2 separate regions of the Homo sapiens genome follow, and region 1 is linked to region 2. Evidence: chromatin loops called from intact Hi-C (ENCODE). Cell type or tissue: dorsolateral prefrontal cortex. All regions are shown on one strand. Links, peaks and the distances in the headings refer to the core of each region. The heading gives the core; the rest is flanking DNA. Region 1 holds the start of LOC105369496 (a long non-coding RNA gene). Region 2 has its middle 33 kb from the start of LINC02764.

Region 1 (10,351 bases), core at 1,302-9,301, 150 kb after region 2:
AATTGTAATACTCTGTTTTTAAATTTTCCTATTATTCGTTATTTTGGTATTGTTATTTTTTATTAGTTTAAAAATATTTTTGATCTGTGATCGGCTGAATCTGCAGATGTGGAACCTGCAGATACGGAGAGTGACTGTATTAGCATTGACCTGTTTTCCACTCTATCTGAGTTGAAAATGTCTTCCAGACACCGCTCCCAGGCTGCCTTTCACATGCCCCTGGGAAGCCTGGAGAGGCTCTTCGGTGGACAAGGTTGAGATGGAGATGCTGTGTTCACAGCTATCGACAGAAAGGGAAATGAGAGGAGAGTGGTTTCTGTGCCTCCACTGGGCCCAGACTGGAGTCTGAAGTGAGCAGAAAGCCCTGATTCCACTTCAGCTGTCGAGGCAGTGTTGCAAAATGGTTAGAGCCCAGACCCTGGGGCCAGATTGCCTGGGTTGGAATCCTGTGGCTACCACTGACTTTATATGTACTCCTGGGCAAGTTGCTTAATCTCTCTGTGCCTGAATTTCCTCATCGTAAATTAAGAATAATGATAAGTCAGTGTCATTTAACAATCTAATAAGTTAATATACAAAGCATACTTAGTAGCAGGTACATAGTAAGCCCTTTGTGAATGACAGGCATTCTTATCTACAGCCCGGAACAAAGCCAGAGGCAAAGCTGCTGCTCTTGTTGGTGCTGTGTATAGAGAATAAAGGCAGTATTTATACTATACCCATGTCCCCTTCTGTCCCACATTCAATGTACTTGGGACACAGACTAAACAGACTTGAACTACCCTTTCCAGAATCACAGGGGCCTCTTCCCAGGTGCACTTCCAGGTTCATCACTGGTCTGCATGCCCCAAGGCCTGAAGGCTGGCCAAAGAGTGGCTATTGAGGGGATGGGACAAGTGTAGATGAAGCTTGAACTTATGGCCAGAGAATCTGCCCCTCTGTGCATGTGGCCATCAGTGGTATAGGATGGCGCCCAGGTGTAAAGAGAAGGAAGCTGGGCAGGAAGCCTCTGTACCTTTGCATCAGGCTTTGTGAATTTTAGGCAAGAGATTGCATAAAGATATAGGGTCTGGCATCCATCTCTAGTTACCCATCCTCTCTCAGCATGTTTAGCAGATCATAGTCTTGATGCCAAGGCAGGACAATGGCACATGCATGGGCCTCCCTAGTTAACTAGAACGGATGGGCAAGGGCTGGGCTTGCACACCTGCTGGCTTGTGTGAACTCATTGTTATTCTGATGGCGAGGACCCTGAACTGGGCTCAGGAACAGGAGCTTCAGCCATTCAAGGCCAGCCCTTCCAGACTGTAGGGCCGAGCTCAGCTGCCCCAGCTTTGCTAGACAGACAACCTAGGGATGTGCCAACGACCCTAGGCTCTGAGATTCAAGCTGCCAAATCCCCAGCGGCAGCCTATTTGCTTAGATTTTTGGATTGCAAGAAGCAGAAACCCAAACAGCGTTCCTCAAGTAATGCAGGATTTTTGGTAAGGATGCACATAGGAATAAGAAAATGAGAAGGCCAGCCACAAAGCCCAGCTTCCAGGGCACTCTGGAGAAGCTGAACAAACAAGCTCTGGGAGGAATTGGCTCTAGGGTGAACCAGGATTGGGGAGGCTGAGAGCAGAACACATGGCAGTGGCATTAGGGCATTAGTGGCATTAGGGGCACAGTCCTGATGGGTCTGGGCTCCTCTCCTTGTGTTTTCCTCTCTCCATGTCTGCCCACTTCTCTTCTTTGCTCTCTGCTCTGACTTCTCTCTATCTCATGGTTTCTTCTTGCTCAGAACTTTGGCCCACCCATGGCCCCTCATGCTCCCCTCCCCAGCCTCTCTTTACTTCATGACTTTTAGTTCCTCTGTTCACTGCTGATATGCTTTGGCTGTGTCCCAAATCTCATCTTGAATTGTGGCTCTCACCACTCCGATGCATCATGAGAGGGACCTCGTGGGAGATAATTGAAACATGGGGGTTGTTTCCCCATACTCTTCTTGTGGTAGTGAATAAGTCTCATGAGATCTGGTGATTTTATAAGGAAAAATCCTTTTTGCTTGGCTTTCATTCTCTCTTGCCTGCCACCATGTAAGACATGCCTTTTGCCTTCTGCTATGATTGTGAGCCCTCCCCAGCCATGTGGAACTGTGAGTCAATTAAACCTCTTTTTCTTTATAAATTACCCAGTCTCAGTTAAGTCTTTATCAGCAGTGTGAAAATGGACTAATATAACTGCTAACTGCCCTATTCTTCCCATATTCTTCTAAGTCATTAACCCTGGGGGAAAATTATCATGCCAGGCCAACTCCTTGCCCACTTGCCAGACTATAGATTAGATTCTTGGGTCAGATGCCTATCACTCAGCTGTAGTCAGTTGAGGGGAACTTACATGATCTAGAGCATGGCTGCTGTGGGCTGTGGGGAGGACAGGTTTTCTGTGACATGGACAACCACTGTTATAAACAATCTGTCTGGAACAGTGAGGACGGGAGCCTGGGTAAGAGCCCTTCCCAGGGTTCACTCACTTGCTTCCCTGTTCTGCTCTTTCTCCTGCAGACCCTCTCTAGACTCACTGCAAGGGAAAGGAAGCAGGAGGATCAATGTGGAGGCAGCCGAACAGAACTGCAGATCTACACAAGGTCTGAATCTCTAAACCTGCCTCCTTTCTCCTCTTTTTCTTTCCACTTGCCTCTGACTAGAAGGGACTGCGTTTACTTAACTGCTTTTTTTAAACAACAAAATCAACAGTGCTCCAGCAAATATTTGATGAGTAGCTTCTATACTGAAGTCTCACTACTCAGCAACGAAATTTCATCTGAAGCCAGTAGAAAACCAGAGATGTGAAATATTTATCACAAATTATGTTTTACTATTTACCCTCATATACATCATCTTGATTTTATTAACACCATAGTAAAGTCACTAGGAAAGCTATTACCATCATACTAATTTTGTGGATAAAGAAACTGAAGTTCAGAGAAGCCCAGTTGACTGGTTAGGGTCACATAGAGAGCAGGAAGGAGCTCAGTACTACAGCTTGGGTGGCAGCACCTCCCTCATGGAACTGTAGCATGCTTTGTCCTATGGGATAAAAGTCACATTATGGCTAGGACATTTCCCTGTGTTGCTTGTATTGTCCCACATGTTGTTTTTGTTGACATTCTTTTTTTTGATCCCAGATCCCTAAGAGGTATCATCTCTTCTTTGATAGGTACCATGCCTGAGGTGCTTTCACTCAGTGCTAACCACCCAGTCTGGGCCATCTACTCAGGGAGTTATCTTCCTTCTCGTCCACATGCTTCTCGGGCCTGCTCTTCCCTGTCCATGGTCCTGGACTCAGGGTCTGCCACTTTGCCTCTCTGGGGAATGGCCACGGTTTCCTCTCCTTAGAAGGCACTCCTCATCCTGAGGTCTCTGCTTGCAAGGAGCCCCATTTCTAAACTCCAAGGCTACTAAGCTTGCTTGGCCTCCAACTTCCAAGCAGCAGTGGTGCAGGATTCTACTTGAATTTTACACCAGGGACTTAGGTAGGAGCCCCCTCCCTACAGGTGGTCAGCTGAATCATGGGATTTTTTTCATCTTCTGAACTAGAAGGAGAAACTTGTGGGTTCAGAACAAGACAAAAATATGAGCCAAGTTCTACGAGAGAAGATAGGAAAGGTGAAGTCTACAGGAAACTTTAATTGCTTTATAGGAACAGGAAGAGAATGTAAAGGAGGAAGCTGGCGCTCAGCCTTCCTTGGAGTGAGGAAGGTGGGTGGAGAAGTTCTCTCTTAATCAGAGCCTGGTGGGAAGCCAGGAAAACTGTGGCTTTAGCTGATTGCTGCTTTAATGGTGACTGGGACAGGGAGAACTGTGCAGCAAAAGTGTGTGAGCTGTGCATGTGTGTGCATGTGTGTTTACAAGCAAGCAATTGCTGGTGCCTTTGCCTTTCCTGACCAACGGTTGACAGTCCAGGCCTCCAGGTGATAATCAGATTTTCCTTCTACTCCTCAGGCATCTCCATGGCATTTGTGAGGGTAGGTAAGATAGAGGTGATGTCTCTCTTACGTAACTGTTCAAGGTGGATGTTCCCAGTTGGCAGGATGATCTGCTTCATACAGTCATCCAGGGTCACAGGTTCCTTCCATCGTGTTTCTGTGGCATCTTCTAAAGCAGCAGTTCCCAAACTTGGCTACACATTGACTCCAATAGCAGCCAAGTTTAAGAACCACTGTCATGGGGCTTTGCCCTCATCTACATGGTGGAAGTGGAATCACAGGTGCACAGGCCTGGAAATTGCACAAATGGCTTTCATTGACATTCCACTAGTGAAAAATTTGGTCATGGTGTATAAGCCCTTAATTATAATGCTATGTGGTAAGTGCTAAGATCCTTACTTGAGCCCAAAGGAGAGGCATCTAAGTCAGCTCTGGGAAGTCAGAGAAGCCTTCTTTGAGGCCATGGTCCTTGGTAGCTCTGGATGACTCTGGGTTGCTTGGTTTGTTTACCTGTTTAATTTCTAGGCTTGGTTTCTTCATTGACAAAACGGAACTAATAACTGAAACTGCCTCAGAGAGTTGTGAGGGGTATGCAAGGTAAGTCTCACAAAGCACTTAGCACAATGCCTATCTGTGGTTAGCACTGAATACATGTAAGCTGTTCATTACTCTTATTTTCTGGGCTACGTGAGAACTCTGGATGTTGCAAGGCTTTATGGGGCTGAGGCACAGCCAAGTCTAGGACTGGATTTTAGTTTCTTCCTTTTGGTTAGTAAATAGGATGAGGCAGCCTGGTATAGCTGCCTGGCAAAAGCTGCCGCTGCTGCTGGTCATTGTGGTGGTAGTGTTGGTGCTGTGTGTGTGTGCATGTGTGTTTGTGTGTGTGTGTGTGTTGGGCTGCAGGCAGGAATATGGATAGCAGAACTCTGCCTTTTAGGAAGGAAGGGAACACAGTGATGCCTCCTTTGCCCAGAATCTGACAGTACAGATTGTCTGGTTGAGCTTGCCTGAGGCCTCCTTGCCTGCTTGGCTCTGAGGGTAGCATGAACCCTCAAGGCAGGCAGGAGCAGGAGGGCATCTTGAGCTTGGGCTGCCCTGATGTCTGCAGTAGGCGTAGCTGGAGTCGGCTGACATCTGTCAGCTCTGGCTTCATTTTCAATAGGACTCAGTGCTGAACTTCCACTAAATCCTTGTTCTCTCTCTCTCTCTCTCTCTCTCTCTCACACACACACACACACACACACACACACACACACACACACACACTTGATGTCCCAGACAAATGTGCTTCTGTGTTTTCTGTACTATGACTGTGCTGTTCTCTGGAACGTGTCTCTCTCCCTGCAGAGCAGCTGGGTCCAGCAGTTCCCTTCCATTCCCAGCACTTTCTCAGTTTTAGGATTTCTCTCCCTTTCTCTACTCTCTTCATCTATCAAGATCACACATGAAGAGGAAGGCTTGGGTAAATCGGGGCAGAGTCCAGGGATCCATATGCATTCACTGTGCTTTAAGGGTCGAAATAGTAACTTCTAGGACCCTCTAGCACCTGAGACATGGGCACATAGGAGACCCATCCTGCTGAGTAGCTAAAAATGTCTATTGGAGGCTCTACAGGTATCAATTCCAGGAGAAGCAAATAAAGAATGGGGTGTGCCTCAGGTCATATCTAAGCCACTTTACTGTTCCCCAGGTCCAGACAGACCTGGCTTAGTTTTTACTTTATTTTATTTTATTTTATTTTTGTCCAGAAAGATTTTTAGAGGCAGTGAGAGGGTCTAGCTTTCCCAGACTCTGCTATTGCCTCTGACAGATAAGAAGATGGCTTCTCTCCTCTCTCTCCTCTTCCTCCTCCCCAATCAAAGTGCCTCCATAACTGCAATTGTCATCACACTGGTAACAGCTATGGATGCATTAGTGGCTCTTCTCTCAGTCAAAACACCTTATTCCCAGCTCTCTCCCTCTCCCAAACACCTGCCTGTCAACCCATTTCAGATGGTTGTCTTCAAAGACTCACAAACCCAAAGAAAAAATTGGGGGGGGGGTGGGGTGAGGAGAGAGATACTTTATCTATGTCTGTCACAGCACTCTCCAAACTAAAGAAAGAAATATAAATCATGTTTCCTCTCCATTTGTGGTCACAGCAGCCAGCTCTGCAAGGAGGGAAAGCAAAGGAGAGGGGAAGAAAGTGCCAGGCTAGATCAGGCCAGGGGCCACCTGTGCACCAGCTGTGGGCTCCTCATTTATTTATTTATCATCAGAAATCCTGCCCAGATTTCCCTGCCAAGGGATCACATCTCCCTTGCAAAATGACCCTTGTTAGGCATTTTTGTTCTGTGGGGAAGGAGATGTGTATAAAGGGGTAAGCAAGAAAGACACAGTACCTGCCCTTGTAGAGCTCAGAGTCTGATGTGGGAGGCCAGGACCTAACAGTGAAATGTGGCTGTTCCACGGTGTGATGGCATCAGGCGGGGGAGCTACCTACACCAGGGAAAGCATCAGAGGAGTTTCCCCAAAGGAAGTGGCAATCAAGGTGAGGTTCAAGGCTGAAGCCAGGAGGAGGCCGCCAGGCAGAAGTGCACATTTGAAAGACTACAAATGCATCAGAGCATGGTTGGTGGGCAGCTTGGAGGTGGTAGAACAATGCGGGATTGTTGGAGCAACCTAGGCAACAGACAATGGACAAGGGGAATACCAATGGAACTTAAGAGACTGCGGGGAGGGAGCCAGCCCTTGGGCAGCGGAATTAGTAGGACTTGGTGGGTGATTGGATGCAAGGGGCAAGAGAGGGATGCCCAGATTAATGGCTCAGACAACTTTGTAGATGAAAGTGTCATTTTTGAGTCACAGGATACAGTGTAGGGGCAGAATTGCACATGGGGATAGTTGGAGGTCACAGGTGATGCCTTCAGCTTGGGCCACTGAGTTGCCTGTGCCAACCTAGTGCAGTTGGTCAGTGGACGATTAGATGAATGAAACCCAAGACCACCTGGTTGTTTCAGGAGGCAAACCTGGAGTCAGTTCATGTGTATCAGGGAGTTGGTAATGCTTACCTAGATCTCTCCTTGACCCTGCTGTCCCTCACCTCCCATGTCAGGGCCAGGTATCTCTCCTAGTGTCCTACAGATTCTTCCTCCCTTTCTACAGAACCACATCTCAGGTGGCTGGAAGGCTGGAAGTTTGGGTTTAGTGGTCTGTTTCCTTACTAGATTGTAAACTCCATAAAGGTAAAGACTATGTCTGTCTTGTTCGCTGTTGTATCCTCAGCACCTGTTACACGATAAAGTTTTTACTAATGATTTCTTAGTGAACAAATGTGTGAATGAATGAATGAATGATACCTTGTCAATGGGGTGTGCCTCTCAGAGGGTCAGAAATTATGCCAAAGCTACCATGACTCCGGCTCTCACCTGCACTACACCAAGAGTGTCCTGATCAGTGCCTGCGCCTCCACTCTTGCTCATAGTCAACCTGTTTTCCTTACAGGCATCAGAGATCTTGTAAAATATGAATGGGATCATGTGACTCCCCTACTCAAAACCCTCCAAGGCTTTTCACAAGCCTAAGGAAAAAGGCAGAAGGACTTAACAAAGCCTATCAAGATCTGCAGGCCTCAGCCCCTCACCCCTCCATCCTCTGGAAATGTCACTCCTCCTGCTCTCAGGTTGCTCCCACGACACTGATGTCTTTCCCATCTCTGAGCACTTGTGTGCAAATGTGTGCAATTATGTGTGAATTTACATACGAGTGTGTGTGTGTGTGTGTGTGTGTGTGTGTGTGTGTGTGTGGGTGCGCACATGTGCCTGGAAATCATCTTCCATCTTTTTGCCAGGTTCAGCTTTCAGTCTTGGCTGGCCCCCCATTCTAAAGTAAACACCAGCACCCGCTCTCTTTCCTCTCTCCTAGTGCTCTTCACTTTTCCTGCACAAGCCATCAGACAGATGAACATAGCATGTGTCTGCTTATTTGTTTAAAGCCTGTCCTCTCCTGAATTGTGAGCTCCACGTCTACCTGATGTCTATTACAGTATCCAGCACACACTCAGTGTTCACAAAGTATTTGAAGAATGAATGAATGAACATGTCAGTTCAGGTGTAGGGAGGGAAAAAGGCCATGTCAGTCCAGTTGTGTTAGGAGACAGAGGCCCTACCAGTTCGGGTATATTAAGGAGACAAAGACTTTTCAGTCATGCAGTCATCCCTTAATGCACTTAAACATTTATCAAGCGGCTACTATGTGCTAGGGGCTGTGCTAGACTATGGTGACTTAACCATAGACAAGACAGACAAGGTTGCTGACTCTTTGAAGTTTGCATTCTAATATCAAGAGAGGGGATACAGACAATACACAAACAGACAAATCAAATTGTTAACTGCTTGGGTTAACACACAGGAAGAAAATAACCAGGATGCTGTGTGGAAGGATATCAGTGCACAAGTGTCAGGGAGTTGGAGGTCTTGCTGGTTGAGATGTTTTGGGGCCTATGCAAAAAGCACAGACACCTTGGGGACAACTGAGTCCCTCTCTTGCTCTTGGCTGACAGGCCTCTCCTGTAGGGCAGACTGTGGGCAGAAGGTGGAGCAGCCATGGGTTGCAGAGCCTGTGGGCTTCTTCTTTCCCTGAATTGACTATGAGGAGCGGAGGATGAGGCTGGGGGTAAATTGTAAGAGAAGGTGGCAAGCTCACACCTCAGTTCCTTTACTGTTTCCTTCATTTTCACTCTGCTCTTGACATTTTAAGAATAAACACTTTTAGTTTCCCATAAAGGCGAAATGCTTTTCAAATCAGAGGCAGGCATTCTGTGAAGCTTGAGGAAAGGACCAGAAGTGACAGATGAATGGGTCTGCTAAGCATCGTGCCCCTGCCCTTGTCCCCACTTTCCTGCACACTTGGCGCTCCCCTGCCCCCACTCCCAGGACAGCTGCCCTGCAGAGGCTTCTGTGCCACCTCCTTCAGTGTAGAGGAGCAGGCAGGAGACATGCCCAGGGCGGCAGGATGGCGTGAGAAGAGAGCCGCACACTGGGCTGCAAGAACAGGCAGCCATCTCGAAGGCCAATGCTGCCTGCTCTGGAGATGGAGGGAGGCCGCACAGCATGGGGGAATCGCTGGGTCAGATCTCAAAGTGCTTACCTTTTCTGGGCCTCAGTTTCCTTCTTGGCAAACAGGGCTGATGACACAAATAGCAAATGTTTGCTGATTCCTTCTAGATGCTGGGGCCACTCTAAGGACTTTGCATGAGTGATCACAGTTTGTCCTCACAGCATCCCTGGGAGATGGGGACCAGGCCTCCCCATATGGCTGGTGAGGGGATCCAGCGTCACACAGTTTGAAGCATGTGCCCCGGGTCCCTTGGTTGGTAGGTGGAGGAGCAGTTTGACCCCAGAGCCTACACTCTTAACAAGGAACACCTCCCTTAGTTGGTGTTTGTGAAGGAGAATGGAAGTGAGATATTGCAAGGAAAAAGTCTGCTCAACAAAGGTCACCACCTTGTATCACCTCTAGTCAAAAGCATTTCCCCCTTTGCCCTCCAGTGCTGCTCACATTTTCTTCATTACAGGCACTTTCCTTGAGTTTGGCCATTGCTGGTTTTAGAACAGGAACCCTCAAGAATTTTGGCTCATGAACTCCTGTAAGAAATTAGAAAAACCCCTTCGTATTTTAAGTTGATGCATAAATTTTGTCATTAGGAGTTTAAATAATTTTATAAGGTGTTTTTCCCAGGTTATTATAAATGTTACCACTTCATAATAAAATTTCTACAGCACTGTTTTAGACGTGTCGGAAGGAAATTCAAAACCATAGCACTTTGATACCTACCATCATCTATATAAAAGCAACAGCAACAAAAAACAAGCTCTTCTTTAACAGTTGGGGATTTTACTATTCTTTTTTCCTCCTTGAATTCCATTTGACTTTCCTACAGAATTTTAGTATACTACTATATATTCCTTTTTTTTTTTTTTTTTTTTTTTGGTGAGACAGAGTCTCACTCTGTTGCCCAAGCTGGAGTGCAGTGGCATGATATCAGCTCAGTGCAATCTCTGCCTCCTGGGTTCAAATGATTCTCTTGCCTCAGCCTCCCTAGTAGCTGGGACTACAGGTGCGTACCACCACCATGCCTGGCTAATTTTTCTACTTTTAGTAGAGATGTGGTTTCACCATGTTGGCCAGGCTGGTCTTGAACTCCTAACATCAAGTGACCCACCCGCCTTGGCCTCCCAAAGTACTGGGATTACAGGTGTGAGCCACTGTGCCCAGCCCCACTACTATATATTCTTATGCTTTAAAGTCTTTCATTGATTATCCTATCATATATTAATATATAAGAAAACTAATTTTAAAAAACAATGTCTGTGACCATAGGCTCTAAATGGTAAAGTAGTT
Region 2 (10,351 bases), core at 998-8,997:
GACCAAACTGACACATGTGGGCAAGACATGGACTCGATTTGGACAAAGAAGTTCCTGTGTCTCATATGCAAATATATATCTGGCATGATTTTTCTGAGAGAAGGCATTTGAGTACTGTTGGTGATGACTGTGGCAGGAAGATAGAGATAGACTTAATGTCACCCCATGCATGAGGGCAACTGCCAGGTATATGGGGGCAGGGGGAGAGTACGTTTCTGTTCCGTAATAATTCTGCTAATACCTAATAATAATAACCAATAATACCTAGCAATACACTAACAATAATACCTAATACCTATCTAGCACTTATGTGCCAAGCCTTTTATGTGTATCATCTCATTAAATCCTTACAATAACCCTCTGAAATAGAAATGATTATTGCCATTATTTTACAATAATGGGGAAACAAGGACTCGGAGAAGTTAAGGGACTTGCCCAAGGTCACACAGCCAGTATGTGAAGAAGCTGGAGTTCAAAGCTAAGTCAGACCAAGTAGACAAAGGCAAATAATATACAATCCCTGCCCTCAGGGAACTCACATTTTAATTGGTAGATTAACTCATAAATTATAACTAAAGGGTATTTTTTAAACTTATAATTATTAGTCTGGGAGTGGGGCATAGGAAGAAATCGTGAAGTGGGGAAATAGGGAATCTTGGTAGCTGAAGCTTGTCTCCTGAGCTTTGATGGAAGAGAGTTTGCAAGTTTGAGGGAGGAGGTAGGGTGGGTTTGGATCATAAGTGGAGAATGGGATCAGGAGGAAGAAGATGGGGACAGGAGCCAGGAGGTGTTGCTGGGCTAGGCCAGGAGGAGAGGACCTAGTTCTGCTCCTTGTGGGAGCAGACCTGGAGGACATAAATGGGCCAGGTGAATTAGGTTGTGTGCTTCAGTGTGTGAGACACGCGAAAACCTCCATCTTCTTCCCTGTGAGATTTTTCTGTAAAGTCTACAAAAAAGTCGCAACATCTGAGTGTAGCTGATTACTTATGATAAAGTGAAGGAGCTGAGGTCAAGCCCAAGGGTGTGACAAGAGAATCGCACCCTGGAGTCAGAGTGGGGCTGCTCTGAACACGCATGGGTATCTTTGGGCTCCGTAGGAAACGATGCACCCCTGACCTGATTCAGCCAGCACAGGGTGTGGTCAGTTAAGGGCAGAACCTTTATGGGGAGAAAAAGGCTTCTTTCTTGCAGGTGAGTTTAGCCCCAGGGCAGGGAGCACAGCGTGGCAAGCAGTGGGAGGGCTCAACTTCTGGCCCCTCACCCCCTCTGCTGGCTGTCTTTGGACAGGTATAAACTGCAGTATGATCTTCAGGGGACCAGACATTTGTCTGACACAGAAGGACAGCAGACATCTGGGTTACAAGGTTGTGATGATGCTGAGAGGTGTGGAGTTGTGTAGAGGTGTGGAGTTGTGTAGAGGTGTGGCCAGGTGGCCTCCAGGCCTAGGAGAGGGAAATGCGTTCTGCCTGGCCAGGAGGGCTCTCAGGTTGAAAAGATCTTCTGTTTAAGCCGAAGCCTGGGGAAAGAGTAGAATCTCATCAGAGAGATGACAGAGACAAGGCCCTTTCTGCCCCTGGAAAGCAAACATAAGTATGAATTTAGAACACTCTAGGTGGCTGATAGCATCATGAACTGCAAACATTAGCTCTCTACAAAAATTCTCCATAAGAAAGGAAGACCTCCATGCTTGTCACGCATTGCAGCTTCAAAGCAAGTCTTCTACTTCTCCTTCTAGTTAAGCTATTGGTCTTAACTTCTCCTGCACAGAAGATGCCAGTGGACTCACTGATCATCCATAACTGGTGTGTGAGATGGGTAGGCAGGAGGAGAGGATTCCTGGAGATGAGGGTGGGAAGGAAGTTTGAGCAAAATGTAAAGGAGTTGTAAAGGGGTGCAGGTAAGGTTTCTATTACAAGGTTACTGGGGACAGTTAGTTATCATTAGCTCTCACACCAGTTGGTACATCTGTTGAGCTACCCTGTCTCCTAGCAAGGCACTCACAGAGCAGGACACAGGACAGGTGAGCTAGGATGTAAGGCTTGGAGAGGGGAATCCTCTTTAGGAGGACAAGGCTGGGTGGGGTGGCAGAGAGGAGTCCAGAAACACAATGGGCAACTAGTAGTCAGGGCATAGGGAGGGATGATAAACTTCATTCACCTATTCTCATTTTCAAATACTATGTGGTAAACAGCTACCATGTGCCAGGTATGATGCTAGGCCTTGGAGTATACAAATGAATACTTCTTTTTCTCCTCTATCTACTTCAGTTTATTTTCTAGGTCTGGCCATGATACATACTCACCACTTTGCCTATCTTGACTGTACCAGAATTCACGATTCCGTTTTCAGAATTCAGAACTGACATGCTAGCATCTCTCTTTTCTCTCTGGAACACAGGGGGTCTGGAGTAGGAGTGTTCCCTAAGGAAGCAGGGACAGTCAGTGAGTGAAGAGAAACAGGCTGGGCCGAATGGGAGTTGTGTCCAGTCAACTGGGAAGAACAATGGAATATGGTGATTGATAGCTTGCATTGGCTCTGAATTCTTAAGGAAAATGAAGCCTACAGCAGAGCTATAATAACATATATCATCTCTTCCCTGGGAAGGAGAAGCAGTTGTACCTTCCTACCTATTAATCACATCTTCCATTAATCAGGATAACTCACCATAATTGTGATTACAGTTGGGAATCAATTAATGTTCACCTTAAAATAAAGTGTAGAGAGGAGAGCAATTAACGTAATAGAGTTAGAGCATCAAAATGACACAAATGTTATTGACAATTATGAATCACATCTTGCAGTTTTCGGGTCCTCTGCTCTTTCATGGAGGGGTTTACAGTGGAGGAGGGGAAGCAGTATCAGATCTTCCAGGTGAAAAACGTGAGGTCTGGCTCTCCTCATTACTATCCACTAAAGCAACATGCCAGTGGCTTCCAAGCCATCTTCTGCCTCCCTTTACTGCCTCCAGTTCCATTGGCTGCTCCATGGACATCATGCTTCTCTAGGCTACCCCTGTCTACATGACTAACTGACTACTAGCCTGAATTCTTAAGGAAAATGCAGCCTGCAGCTGATTAACAAGCCTCCAGGACAAAAAGGAACAGGCCCAAAGAAGAGCCAAATTTCCCTGTTGTTAGAAAGCCCGATGTATCTCAGGCTTGGCCTAGCTTTTTTTTTTTTTTTTCCCAAAAGAAAAGTCTGTGGTCTTTCAGACATGGACCATTTGGGTGTTTGTTTGATGGGTGTCATCTGGAAGGGATTAATAATATGAAATAGATTTAACATAACCTAAACAGAAAAACAATTCATATTGAACTCTTTAAGGAAGCACTTCTTGCATCTGTTTATGCTCTTTTCTCCCTTGTAACAACCCTGAGAGGGAGGTAGGCTGAGGTTTTTATTTTCTTTCTTTTGACTTTTTCAGATGTAGAAAGCAAAGTCTGACTGAGTGAAGGACTTGCTAAGTTCACACAGTTACAGGCAGGCTGGAGCCCAGGTAGGCTGTCTTATCATTAGGCCTGCTGTACAAAAATTGTTTTAACACATCTTACCTGATGGGCGCTCAAGTCATATTCAACCTGAAACAATCTCCTTTTCTGGATGAAATGCTCCTTGGGAAGCACTCCAGATGATGGTAAAAGATCCTGAGTTCAGTCCACCCCAGGCCTTTAACACACGTCTGCCAAAACTTGAGGAAATCTTGCAAAGGAAAATTTAGACTTGAAGCATTCAAATTCACCTGGAAGAGATCTCAGGGGTAATCAGATCCACTGGTTCATTTTCCAGATGAGGAAACTGAAGCCTGGAGTGGTAGGGGAAGTAAGGAGTGACTGGGGTCCATTTCCAGCTTTGGACAGAAACCTCATAGCCTCACTGGGCAAAGGGGATGGGATTGGGTTGTAATCTAAGAGAAATTGAAGCTGCAATAACTGAAAAAGAAATATTTGCAGGCTTTACCCAAATGCTTTGTGTAGATTTGGTCTGTGTCCATATGTGGTTGTTGATTCAAATATTTTGAGTCCTGCCAAATTTCCCATTTATCTTAAAGATGAATTTATACATATTTGCTGATTCTTTAAGTAGCTAATCTTTCATCTTTTAAACTCTCTGAAAATTCCAGATTAGCGTCTGAAAGTGAACATCTATAGATATGTGTCTGTCGGGGGAACAGCCATTGCAGGTAAACAGAAGCTCTGACAGAGGTGAAGTTCCGGGGTCTGGGCCTAGCCCCTTTTTTCTTCCCTACCCAGAAAAGGGCATTTCATACCCATTGCCCAGGGGCCAAGCCCTGGGGGCTGCCTGGACAGGGTGGCACAGCCCTACATGAGAATGGCTGTAGAGGCTGAGATTTCTGTTTGCTAGCTGAGGGCTTCTTCCCTCCACCTCAGCCATGCCCAAGGACCAGTCTGGCTACTGCAGCAGCCGGCATGGACCTCTCAGAATACAGCAGTGAGGCTGTTATCCGTAGTCTTCACATCGAGCCTTTGTATGTCTCAGAATGTCAGTTTTGATTCAATTGCCAAATAAACTTCAGAACATTGATGACCCACAGGCACTGAGTTTTTTCTTTTTTCTCTTTTAATCTCTGTCAGAAAAGAGAAATTGCGTATGGGGATATTCCAGGGTGATTGATCTGTAATCCTACCTACAGGCCGCCCTGAGATCTGCTGCCCTAATTAAGCATAGCTTCTCTTAAGATCAATGCCCAACATCCTGCACATTAGTCATTAGAACTTCAAAGGCCTCCATATCCACTAGATGGCAGTAGTCAGTTAATCATGTAGACGGGTAGCCTAGAGAAGCGTGGTCCCCGTGGAGCAGCCAAGCTCTAGGATTTATAATCAAGTCCAGAACGTCTGAATATAAAGATACCCTCTCCCCTCCTCCATGCCCCAGGGATTACTCTTGCTCTTTTAATTATTCTTTAAAATAACAGCTGCTTTGGGCTAGGCCATTTATGATCCACACATGACTACGGCAGAAAAGACATAGAGACCTCACCCAAAAGCTACAGCTGGGGGAGTGGTGTTTGAACTGTCCCTTGCTGAGTCAAGATGAAGTGCATTCAGCTGCTAGCTCCTACTGCTAGGAAAAGATTTCTCCATTGTCCTTTTAAGCCACAGCTCTCCAGGCTTTGAGGCCTTCAAATCAGGGACCTCAGCCAGACCCTGAGCCCCAAACCACAATTTACCACACAACTGTGCTGAGCTCTAACCAAGCACTAATATTAATTTATGGAACCACAAAGCTATTATTACAAAGTTTGTATTCTATTTATTTTTTTTCTGAAAATAAAAAAAAAAAAACACCTATTGAAAAATATGTCTGAACTGGAACCCAGCCTACATATTTCCTAGAACGACTGAATTGGGACTTGAGAATGTTCTGTGAACCTGAGTTGAACTGAATGTATATTTCATAGGCCTGGTGCCCTGGTTGAGACCCAGTTCTTTAAAAGACCCTTTATTTTAGCTGCAGGTGCTTCCAAGTCTGTGCTGGCCCCCAGTTTTGGAGAGTCTCAGAACTGGGTTGCCTGGTATGTACCCCCAAGGCAGCCTTTCGTTTAGAGATACCCCCAGCTCCTTCTGTAAGCTCCTTATTAGGCTGTTTTCTCTCGTTGGTCTTGATCATTTCTGTAGCAGCCAGAGAGTCTGATGGTTGGATCTGAGATTTATGTAGGACACTTGGCTAAAATATAAACAGTGGTTTAGAGAAAGGGAATCTGCTTTGTGTCAACAGTAATGTGAGGCTGGGGGGCCTCCAGCAAGCTGAATTGGATGTTTATCCACTGAATAAAGTCACTACATCATCTGGCCCTGTCTGAGCAGAGGGGCCCTGGTGGGAGAGCAGCAGACTCCCTGCCAACTCTGTAATCTGTTTCTGAACTTGCGGGAGGCCTCTTGGGCTGCCTGTCTCTTCTTACCGCACCTCACCTGGGTGGGCAGATGGAAAGGGGACCACCGAATCAGATTTAGTAAGCATCAATTTCTACTTCTAGGTGAGTTGATCACTTTTTGAGGGGGCACTTCATTTTATCCATGTGACAGCCCTCTGAGGACTTTAGGTGGATCCAGGCTTTGTGGGGTTTGAAGCTTGTACAATTAGAGGGAGGTGGCTTTAAGAAAAAGAGAATAAAATTACAAACACAAAAGTGAATCTTGATTCAGAATGACACAAAATGAATCTCACACACACAAAATCACTAGAGCCCTAGAAAGTCAGGTCTCTTTTGAGATCTCTTCAAGCAGTTTATCAGAAATGCTTATATAGAAACACTTCCACACATGCACACACACACACACAAACACACCCTCCATCCCTGTCAGCCAGACTTCCCCTTCCCCCAGAACACTTCCACACAGAAACTCCCCACGATCCCAGGACCATGAGGTGAAGGGGGTGGGAGGCTTAAGCTTTGCCAGGCAAATCTGCTCTGCAAGTAGTGTGATGACCGCCATTTTGCTCTGGTGATGCTGACTGACACATTATAGACTTGTGCAGGACACAGCCCTGATAAGGTGTGAAGCTGAAATTTGAAATCAGAACTTCTGCCTCTAAACCCTAATGTGCTTCCCACGGCAGGCTGCAGTCTCCCTCTATGCTGCCACAGTGCTCTGGGACTCTGTTGGTCTAGCCTGAAATCCACTCTGGAGGGCCAGTTTTGGTCTGAGTGGCAAATCCTACAATCCTCTTCCTTATCCTGAGGCCAAGGAGAAGCCCTAAGGACAGGAGAGCGGTGGTCCTTTCTGGGGGAGATGAACCGTTCCTGCTGTCGCAACTCCTTTCCTTCGAATGCTCGCTCCATTCTTGGTTGTTGACTCCTGCACCTGAAAAGGGCTTCACATCTTCTGCAAGGGACTGGCTTTCTGAGGGATAGGCTCTGTGAGAGGGGCTCTCAGGAGAGGCTGTCTGAGGAAGTGACTCTGTTTGAGAGGAGCTCTTGGATGAAGGGACTCTCCGAGGAGGGGCTTTTTTCGGAGGGACTGTCTGAGGAAGGGGCTTTCTGAGGGAGGTGCTCCCTGAGAGGGGCTCTCTAAGAGAGGGGCTGTCTTTGGGAGTGGCTCTCTGAAGGAGGTTCTCCCTGAGGGAGGCTGTCTTTGGGAGGGGCTGTCTGAGGAAAGGGCTGTCTGAGGGGGCCTCTCTTTGAGGAGGACTGTCTGAGGGAGGGGCTGTCTGAGGGAGGTGCTCCCTGAGGGGGGCTCTCTAAGTGAGGAGCTGTCCTTGGGAGCAGCTCTCTGAAGGATGTTCTCGCTGAGGGAGGCTGTCTTTGAGAAGGACTCTCTGAAGGAGGGGCTCTCTTGGCCTGTCCTGTCCTGTCAGACCCACAGGGCTAAGCGTGTCTTTGTTATGACTTTGTATCCAGGCCTCCCTTTTGAAGGCCTTTCTCTACTCTCACTTCTGACTGCCCTTCCTCTGAACCCTGTCTTCTTACTCCCTCCTCCCTTTCCCAATAAAGTCTTTCCCTCTGAGCAAGGATCTATTGTTAGTCATTTGTGTCTTAGGGTGAATTTAAGTCATTTGGTTTCTTCCTCCAGGATGAGTTGTAATTCTCCATTAAGGAACAAAAGCCCTAACCCTTCAAAGGAATGGGAGGCAGGGGAGTAGATGAGGGTTGTGACCTGACTTGGGGATGGGGATGGAGGGATTTCCACAATTTTGAAATTATATCTCAGAGGCAGCTGTTATACTTTTTTTTTATTTGTAAGGAAAGAAAGACAGAAAATTTAAATGGATTGGCCATCTACCAAGGTCCTGTGCTAGATACTTTCAGAAATGTTACCTTATTTAATCCTCAGAGCAACTGTGAGGTAGGTATTACAATACTCTTTCAGTGGATGACCTGGCTGAGGTTAGAGACAGTTACAGGGTCACCTAAAACAGAAGGAATAATTTTTTGGTAAGCACCTGTCTTGTGCCTGGCACTCCATTATTTCTTCTCCCAAGTGTCTCATTTATTCTTAAAGCACTGTCAAGCATGTAGTATTAGCTCCTGTTTTTAAATGGGAAGGTTGAGAATCAGAGTAGTGAAGTGGCTTTTCCAAGGTTCCAGGAATGTGAGAAATTACCTTAATGCAATGTGGCCTCTGCATACTCTACTAGATAAGTTCTGTCAGAGGTGTCAGAATAGGAGGATTCACGGGCCAAATTAAAGTGCTTAAACTCACAGTTTACTAAATCTGTTGAAAACCCAAAGCAACAGCAAGGGGAGAGGGATAGGGTAGGTTAGCTCACTTCAGATGGGAGCTGCCAGGTGGAAGCACCATACTCCTTGGATCCTGGGGTATATAAGCTTGTGTATCTTCCCTCTCTCTGCTGCATCAGCCTTCCCTGCTGATGGTGTGGTTATGAGGATCACAATTGAGATTTGAGCAAGAAGGCCAAATACACACCAAAGATCTCTTGGGCCAAAGCATAATTTTGCTGTCTGACAGGAGGAATATGGGGGCTAAAACAAGTTTGCTTAGCTATAGCTACAGCTTGCCAATTAGCCTTCCGAACAGTCGAGAATGTATTTGCATTTCTTTCTTTCTTTTTTGAAACAGAGTCTCTCTCTGTCGCCCAGGCTGCAGTGCAATCTTGGCTCACTGCAAACTCTGCCTCCAGGGTTCAAGCAATTCTCCTGCCTCAGCCTCCCAAGTAGCTGGGATTACAGGTGCCCGTCACCATGACTGGCTAATTTTTTGTATTTTTAGTAGAGATGGGGTTTTGCCATGTTGGCCAGGCTGGTCTCAAACTCCTGACCTCAGGTGATCCAACAGCTCGGCCTCCCAAAATGTTGGGATTACAGGTGTGAGCCACAGCACCCGGCCTTATTTGCATTTCTTATACAGAGCACCTGGGGCCAAAATGAGACCCTGTGGGTGTCAATCAATGGGTACCTAATTTAGAGTTGATAAAGCTTTTAGCCCAGAGATGGCATGATTATGACTTGTTATCTCTATGACTTTCTATCTATAGTTAGTAGATAACACTCTGATTTGTTTTATTATATGTCCCATTTACAGTATATATCTTTAGGATGTCTTACAGGTTACTAACTCAGTAGCTATAATTAGCATATCTTATGAATTCTGCCTGTCTCACAAGCTGCTTACTCACTCATCATCTACACTTCACACATCCTATGGGTTTTGCCTATACCTCGTAAGCTGCTTGTTTGCCTTCTATCTATGCTAGCTTTAGTTATCCATTGCTATATAGTAAAATACTCCAACACTTAGCAGCTTAAAATAACAATTCACATTTTCCATCTATCATAGTGTCTGTGGGTCAGGAATTTGGGAGCAGCTTGGCTGGGTCGTTCTGGCTCTCATGAGGTTGCAGTCACAATGTCACCCAGGGCTGCTGTCATCTTAACTGGAACTGGGGGATTTGCTTCCAAGATGTCTTGGATGTGGCTGGCAAGTTGGAGCTGGTGATGGCGGTAGCACCACATGAACTGCTCTGCAGGGCTACTTGAGTATCCTCATGGCATGGCAGCTCTCTTCCCCAAGGGCAAGTAGTCTAAGGGAGAGCAGTGTCTTTATGATCTGGCCTCCAAAGTCTCACACCATCATTTCTGCAGTATCCTATTGGTTATGCAGAACATCCCTGCCCACCCTGGGAAAGGAATATACCGGGGTCAAGGAGCTAGGACCACTGGGGTCATCTTGGCGGCTGGCTTCCACAATGAATCCAAAATTACCTGATGCTTGTATGTCCTTTTAAGTTTCATCCACCCAGTTTGCTTTCTTGATTCTATAACAGAATTGGCTATCCAAAAATAATGCAGCAAACTCACATTACAGTCCTGCAGCTAGTAGGTGGTAGAGAGGCCCATCTGCTTCCAAACCTTTTCACTTCCCCAGGCTGCCTCCTTGGGAGACTGGCTGTATCTCATGCCCTAAGCTCTGAGCAGATTTTGAAATATTAAGTTACAGCTATTAATAACAAGAAAAGCAACTATAACAGCGATCATAATCATCATCATCATCACTGAAGCATGCTGCTCAGTAGAAACATTATGTACAAGGCCCTCACAGAGCTGCCCTAGGGGGAACTGAGAAGAGCTCTGGGCTAGTGGCTTAACAGGAGAAGGAGGTGGTTGTTTCCTGTAGAAGATACTTTCATCCCCTAGACATGGGACTCATGACTGAACAGCACCTAGAAGTCCTTTAAACTTAAGATGTGAGACATCATAGAGCCTCTTACATCTGGACACGCATCCCAATCTAACTTACATTTCAATTTACCATCCTCATAAATCCTGACCACTACTTTTGGTTATAATATTGTCCAATGTGTTCAATTCTGTTTTGCCTCCATTTATGGTATTATATTTGCTTCTAATTAGTGGCATCTCCTTTCTGGG

What was found. A loop is a pair of places that touch in the nucleus more often than their neighbours do. Peaks named below come from ENCODE experiments on the same cell type or tissue, not always from the same donor. Only the 100,000 strongest peaks of a DNase experiment are listed, where the experiment ranks them.
Region 1: a loop joins it to region 2, with 4 times the contacts of the local background. A loop is called at or near these places in 3 of 110 quality-filtered maps.

Annotation. Positions count from the first base shown.
Region 1 is chr11:112,731,091-112,741,441 of GRCh38, forward strand. LOC105369496 (a long non-coding RNA gene) reads right to left here and starts at 6,451. Exons shown (of 3, transcript XR_948018.3): 1 at 6,352-6,451. RefSeq lists a silencer at 3,223-3,423. In dorsolateral prefrontal cortex, for the core only: no CTCF peak of the experiment used is centred there; DNase peaks (open chromatin) are centred at 4,810 and 5,161; H3K27ac peaks cover 3,347 bases.
Region 2 is chr11:112,583,593-112,593,943 of GRCh38, forward strand. No RefSeq gene overlaps it. Among named protein-coding and RNA genes, the nearest start is that of LINC02764, 33 kb to the left of the region's middle. In dorsolateral prefrontal cortex, for the core only: CTCF peaks have their summits at 1,293, 4,752 (motif pointing right) and 4,956; a DNase peak (open chromatin) is centred at 4,809; H3K4me3 peaks cover 322 bases; H3K27ac peaks cover 968 bases.